2 separate regions of the Homo sapiens genome follow, and region 2 is linked to region 1. A link is a contact called in ENCODE Hi-C or POLR2A ChIA-PET data. All regions are on one chromosome and are shown on one strand. Each heading gives the region's core, a stretch centred on a gene start or an enhancer-like site at or near the end of the contact. The rest is flanking DNA. Distances are from core to core; before and after follow the strand shown. Region 1 has its middle 85 kb from the start of MIR3059. Region 2 has its middle 33 kb from the start of MIR3059.

Region 1 (3,279 bases), core at 39-2,538:
ACATGAGTTAATCTCATATTGCTCTGATTTTCTGAGCATGCTGACGTTTCTGAGAGCCTTGGGCTCATTAATGCCTAAGTATTAGTAGGTCACTGGGAGTAGGGGTCTTCATGTCTTCCTGACTCAAAATGAAGGCTAGAATTAAAAGTAGATTAGATGCCATTCTTCAGTGTAATTAGGGTAGGTTAGTCCAATGTGGTGGACTGCACATTAGAAACTAAATATACAGAAGAGTACATATCCCTGCCCTGCTTCTGTTTTTGGTTTATTTATTATTAAGATTTTTTTAGATGGAGTCTTCCTCTGTTGCCCTGGCTGGAGCACAGTGACAATCTCGGCTCACTACAACCTACACCTCCCAGGTTCAAGCAATTCTCATGCCTCAGCCTCCTGAGTAGCTGGAACTACAGGCACACACCACCACGCCCGGCTAATTTTTGCATTTTTAGTAGAGACAAGGTTTCACTATGTTGGCTGGTCTCGAACCTGACCTCAAGTGATCCACCAACCTCAGCCTCTCAAAGTGCTGGGATTACAGACATGAGCATCATGCCCAGTCCCTTCTTATGTTTGATTGCTTCAGTTGTACCCAGACAACCTCCCATTCAAAGATACTTTATTAACTCACCTTGGACTACCTTCTACGTCCTTAGTATTTATTTCATCAACTAATGTTTTCTATTCTCATTAAAAAATTAATTTTATGTTTTACTAGCTTTAAAAAACATACAGTTTTATATTTTGTAGTTATTTGGTTATTAATTTGATAGGTTCATATTTATATTTTACCTTATGACATTAAGATGATTTTTTTACATTTTAAATATGTATCTTATTTATTGTAATATTTACTTTAAATCTCATTGCTTTAACTTTTATCTTGGATTATATATTTTTATTTGTTTACTCATAAAATTATTTGCTTTAATATTTCTTTTTTATTTTACTTTGAAAATTGTGATTTTTTAAAATCTAATCTTTTTTATACTGATTTTTTTATTTGGCTTTTTCCTTTTCCTTTCTTTTTGTTTTCTTTACATTTTTTTCCTTTATAAATATCAACACAACTGTGACTACAGTGATGGTAATATAGAAAGAACCCAAGCTATCAAGGGGAGACTGTAGGTCTTCTTACCCATAAACTTTTTAACCATAGCTCTCTGACTTCCCCAGAGGGTGTACTAACTCATTTAAGAATGTTTACCCAAGAAACTTCACCCTTAGAGAGCCAGTTTATTCTACCCAGGGCTATGAATCACCATGCAGATGTCACTCTTGATTTATTGAGATGATGTTGCTTCCTGACAGCTTACATCATTCACTCATTGTATGAGAAATTGCTTTTAAAATTCATGGTCTACATATGGATAAGGCATGCATGTTATGGTTTGCTATAAATCAGAAAAAGATGGTATATAGAATGTCCCAACTAGGAACAAACCCTCCCTGTGCTACATAAGGGCTGACCCTGCTAAGAGTATAAATGGAATTAAACATCCTAACTGACAGAAGCCAAGGGAATAAAAGGGTACCGTTAAATATTAGTGTCCTCTAGGGTACCTGTCCTTAGCAGCCTTCACTGCACTTTTGCTAATATCATCCAGTTTCTATTATGTTACCTAGCAATTCTCTGCTAGCATCTATATGAAATATTTAATAATTATGTTGTAGAAAATTTAAAAATCTGTATCCCAGGTTAGATCTCTTTCCTGAACTCCAGATCTTTATATTCAATTACCCAGAGGACACTTCCATATAGATATTTAATGCATATCTTTAATTTGATGTATTGAATTAAATGTTACTCACTAACTTCATTCCCTGAAAATCTCTTTGAATCTTTTTGTTTGTTTGTTTTTGTAGTATCAAAGAAGGAGATTGCTTTCTTTCTGAATTCCACATTCCAAGGCATCAATCATCCACAGTACAATCTAGGGGTTCTTGACTTCTCCTTCTTCTTCAATCACATACACAATCTGTTATCAAATCCCGTCAATCTACTTTGTTAATGGCTCTACATCTATCAAAAGTATTACACTCCCTTTTCACTTCTTTGGAATGATCATCAAGGTCTCTTGTCCGGTATGTCAGTTATCAACTTACTGCTTTTAGGCTCCAACTTCATAATGCATTGTCTGATCTGTTAAAGTAAATCTAAGATCTACAAGTTATTTTATTTTGTTATCATGACTTCAAGCTGTGTAAATAGAGGGTGCTGGACAGACACTGGAAGAGGAAAGAGTTTTTGCTTCCTCGTTCTGACATGCTAATGTAGGTAGCTTTTTTTTTTTTTTAATCACCCTGCTCTTGCAGTTTATAGAGACCAGCATTTAATTCCCCCAGCAAACCTTCTTGGATGGTTTTGTAGTAGAATGCCACAGTAAGACACTATTTAGTCAACATATTTCTGTTAAAGGACATATTTTCAGCAAGTTCCACAGGTGCAGAACCACAGTGACTTCTCTGCCAGGCAGGGAGTCAGAACCATAACCTCCAATGAGTTCTAAATGTCAGCCATGGATGGGGAAAAAGAGAGGAGCTAAGTCTCTTTTCTGATCTTCCTATCTCAACCCTAGTTCTTTTTGTTATTGTTTTGTACTTCTGGCTGCTTCTTACATTTGTTATTTAGTTTTCCTCTTACTATCCTACCCTTCATTACTCCAACCCTATTTAATATTTAATGTTTCTATATATTAAACTTGCCCTGTTCGAATTACTTATAGTTTCCCTGTCCTGATTGGATCAAGACTACACAAGTGCAGTAAGCTAGTCCTCCAATTTACTGTCGTTCCCATTTTGATTCATTTCTTTTCCCTCCAGCTAAAAAAATTAATTGAAGTTGATCTAATTCAGCAGCTTGTATCTCTTCTCTGGCATTTTGGGAGAATTTCCACCTTAGTTTGAGATGTTCTTCCTGCAACTTCCATCTGAATAATAATTACTAGAATAACTGAACTAGACACTGGGGATTCACAAATGAAAATATGGAGCTTAGATTCCCATGGATGAAGAAAGATAATAAATATATAAATATACATGTTAAGTGAAAAAAAAGTGCTATAAAAAATGAAACACATTAGAGGAAGCGTATCTGCTGTTTTATATAAGGTAATAATCCCTGAAAATAAGCTAGGTTATACTATAACAATCAAACCCCAAATCTCAGAAGTTTAAGACAATAAACATTTAATTATTGCTAATATTACACATTAATCATAGGTCAAACATGGCACTTTTCCATGTTGTCTTCCCTCTGGTGTTCAGGTTGACAGGACGGCT
Region 2 (3,039 bases), core at 328-2,827, 52 kb before region 1:
CTATAAAAATTTCAAGTTAAATTTTTGTTAAGATGATAATAAAATTTAGTGCTGTTGCTTCCTATATGAAATTTCTGCAATGCTCGTGAGGACTCACATGATGCAATAAAACATACTATGTGCAAACCATTTTCTAATATGCTTCTAGCATACCTGTCTACATCACAGGCCAATATAATAAATGTTTAAAATATGAATTAATAACTAAAGGGGGCTCTGAATTACATAATAATGTAATACATAAGTCCGTAGGTGCTGAGGCCTAAAGTCAAATCTTTTCTCCTTCACTTTCAAGCTATGGGACTTTGGAAAAGTTACTAAAATTATTCAAGCCTCAGATTCCTCATCCTTAAAATAGAGATATCAATGGTGCTGACTTCATAGGAGTTTTTAAGAAAATAAAATGAACTCATATATATAAAACTACTAATACATTGTAAAAGCTCAGAAAATAGTTTAGCTAATGTTTTTGCATTCATAACTATTCATTTCCTAACTTTACTCAATATTTTCATGAAACTATCCTTTCTTGTAGCATATAGTCTTCAAAAAGTTAAAAATACATATCTTTACTATAGAGGTAGAAGCCCTTATAATTCCACAAATATTAATTTTATAATATTAATTTATAACAGATGCATTCATTATGATGTGAGAACCCAAAAAGATGAATGAATATTTTCAGAATAAGATGATACATCCTCAGAGGGTAGGGTCACCCTAATAGTTGTTGGTTGAATGTTCAACAGCTGTTTGAACATATTGTCATTTGGGAGAAAAAAGAACCAATTCATCAAAATCAACAGTACTCACAGAGGGAGTTGTACAGTCTCATAGCTACCTTTATATCAAATCTACTCTTTAAAAAACAACATGTAAACCATCTGTTATACATAAGAAGACACAAGTTAACAGTAACACTGTTATTTTCAACATAAGTGGAATCCCTTAATGTAATTGTATAAATAGCATGGTGTGTGTGTGTGTGTGTATGTGTGTGCAGCCTTATGTATTTGAGTGGAACAATTCCATAACGATTAAATAGAATCAAAACTGGGTCTACAGACAGTTTCAGAATAAATAGTAGAAAATTGCAGATGGACTAAAATGTCACAATGCTAAACTTTTAACAAAATTTCTATCCATGAAATGATTTTATCAATGCTTATTACTCGTCTTATAGGGGAAGGATGGCTTTTTGTTTTCTGGCTTAATGTTATAAATCGATAGGTATTGGGTGGTGGAAAAATATAGACTCTGTTAGAGAATGGAGCCAGAGGAGGCAAAATTGTCTACAATCGGCAGCTACCTTTTATGTGTGAACTCAGTAGAGCTTTTCCTTCCTGGTACCTGACTTGAGACTATAAGCACCCTGGCTACTCGATTCTCACCTTCCTCAAAATTAATTTTGTTTCTACTGTGGCTAGAAGATGAACATATTTTTAAAAACTCAAGTTAGTGATTCATGCTAAAGAAAACAAGCCAGTTTTCAAAAATAATAGTTTCGTCATGAGTCACAGTGACATCAGATGGCATAAATGCTTTGTCAAGTGGATCTTACTCAAGAGATTCCAGCATCCCCTAAATGACTCATTGCTCTTGTGCTGATAAAACACAGCCCAGCATATTTCTTTCCCCACGTTTTTTGAGTTTCTCCTGTTGACTTATACAAACTGTCTGAAGTTTTTCTTATTTTTTATGGTTAGTCATTGATTATGTTATTCATGGATCGAGAACTGATAAACATCTTAATTTCAGAAAACACTTTCTTGCTCCCTATGCCATCCTTTTATATATTTTTTTGAGTTGGAATGTTGTATTTTATTGTTGCAGGGTAAAGAAGCATAAATTCTGTATGTATACATTCCAAAAATATTTCAACTTTTAAAAATTGTGGATATCTTTTAAATATAAGTTTATAAGTTATTTATTCTCCAAACGTATCTTTTATTACAATATTAAATTTATTATCTTCTCATTTAATAAATAAATGAAATGGGAAACTGCCACAAATTTAGAATCTAAAGGGTTTATTGTATATGCAGGTACTTATCTAACATAAGAAATCATCACCAGCACATGGCAATATATCAAAATTGAAATCCTCTCCATTTAAAATTGTAGTCTGCTCCCAGGGCAGGACAGATTTTGTGGGCATATGATCTGTGCAGTTAAACAGTCCCCACAGTTAAAAGGTCATCATGGTTTATGGCTCTGCTGTTGCTGTTTTGAAATTCTTAATAATTGTTAACAAGGGGTTTCACATTTTCATTTTGCACTGGGTCATTCAAATTGTGTGTCTGGCTCTGATACAAAACAACACAAATATGAGACATATTAAATTCTTCGTTTTTGTGTAATTTAATATATTAGCAATTTAATTTAAAAATATCAGCTTAATAACTAAATTTGTGAGATGAAAGTCTATCTTGTTTTCATATTTTTTTCTTCCATTTATCCTTTATTCCAAATTAATAGAGATCTTATACTACTGAACTAAAAAAGTTGTACTACTTAAAAGAAAAAACAATATAAGAACCAAAAACCAATTTTTAATTAGTGTTAACAGTGTAGTGACCATCTATACACAAAATCTTAAGTACACATTTGTGATTATTTCCAAAACTATGCGGTAGATCTGTTTTGGTATACTGACTGAATCCTCTTTATTGGGCCAATGTGCCCATCTCCCCGTAAATATGAGTGTTGGTTCCTAATGTTCAACTTTAGCCCTTCCCCAGCTCCTGGTACTGGCAGCTAAGATGGCATCTCAGGAGCGCCAGGTACAGACTTTACCTTAGATGAATCTTTACCCCCTTTTGGCTCTTTCTCTATTCCCATACTGTTTCTCTTCCTACATTGAGTCAATAAATTATTAGTATTATTTTATAACTAATTTATATTTTTATTTCAAATTTTTGGGGGGTACACGTGGGTTTTGGACACATGGATGTTCTTTCGTGGTGATTTCTGAGATTTTGGTGTACCTGTCACCCGACCAGTGTACACTGTACTCTATATGTAGTCTTTTATCCCTCA

Evidence for each region. A loop is a pair of places that touch in the nucleus more often than their neighbours do. ChIA-PET counts read pairs that join two places held with the same protein, here RNA polymerase II (POLR2A). Pooled maps may share reads with other maps.
Region 2: a loop to region 1 is called in a map of mammary epithelial cell, with 3 times the contacts of the local background. The contact joins two enhancer-like sites. A Hi-C loop is called at or near these places in 3 of 168 maps with a recorded cell type or tissue (PC-9, endothelial cell of umbilical vein and mammary epithelial cell) and 2 of 50 pooled maps. POLR2A ChIA-PET finds 5 or more read pairs at or near these places in 3 of 52 experiments (HEK293, PC-9 and activated T-cell).

The regions. Positions count from the first base shown.
Region 1 is chr12:86,658,945-86,662,223 of GRCh38, reverse strand. It overlaps a transcript of MGAT4C not described here. Among named protein-coding and RNA genes, the nearest start is that of MIR3059, 85 kb to the left of the region's middle. Within about 2 kb of position 1,288, at least 2 of the 41 ENCODE cell types and tissues checked have a DNase peak (open chromatin) inside an H3K27ac peak, as active enhancers do; they include PC-9, where a contact is called at or near this core.
Region 2 is chr12:86,711,054-86,714,092 of GRCh38, reverse strand. It overlaps a transcript of MGAT4C not described here. Among named protein-coding and RNA genes, the nearest start is that of MIR3059, 33 kb to the left of the region's middle. Within about 2 kb of position 1,577, at least 4 of the 41 ENCODE cell types and tissues checked have a DNase peak (open chromatin) inside an H3K27ac peak, as active enhancers do; they include PC-9, where a contact is called at or near this core.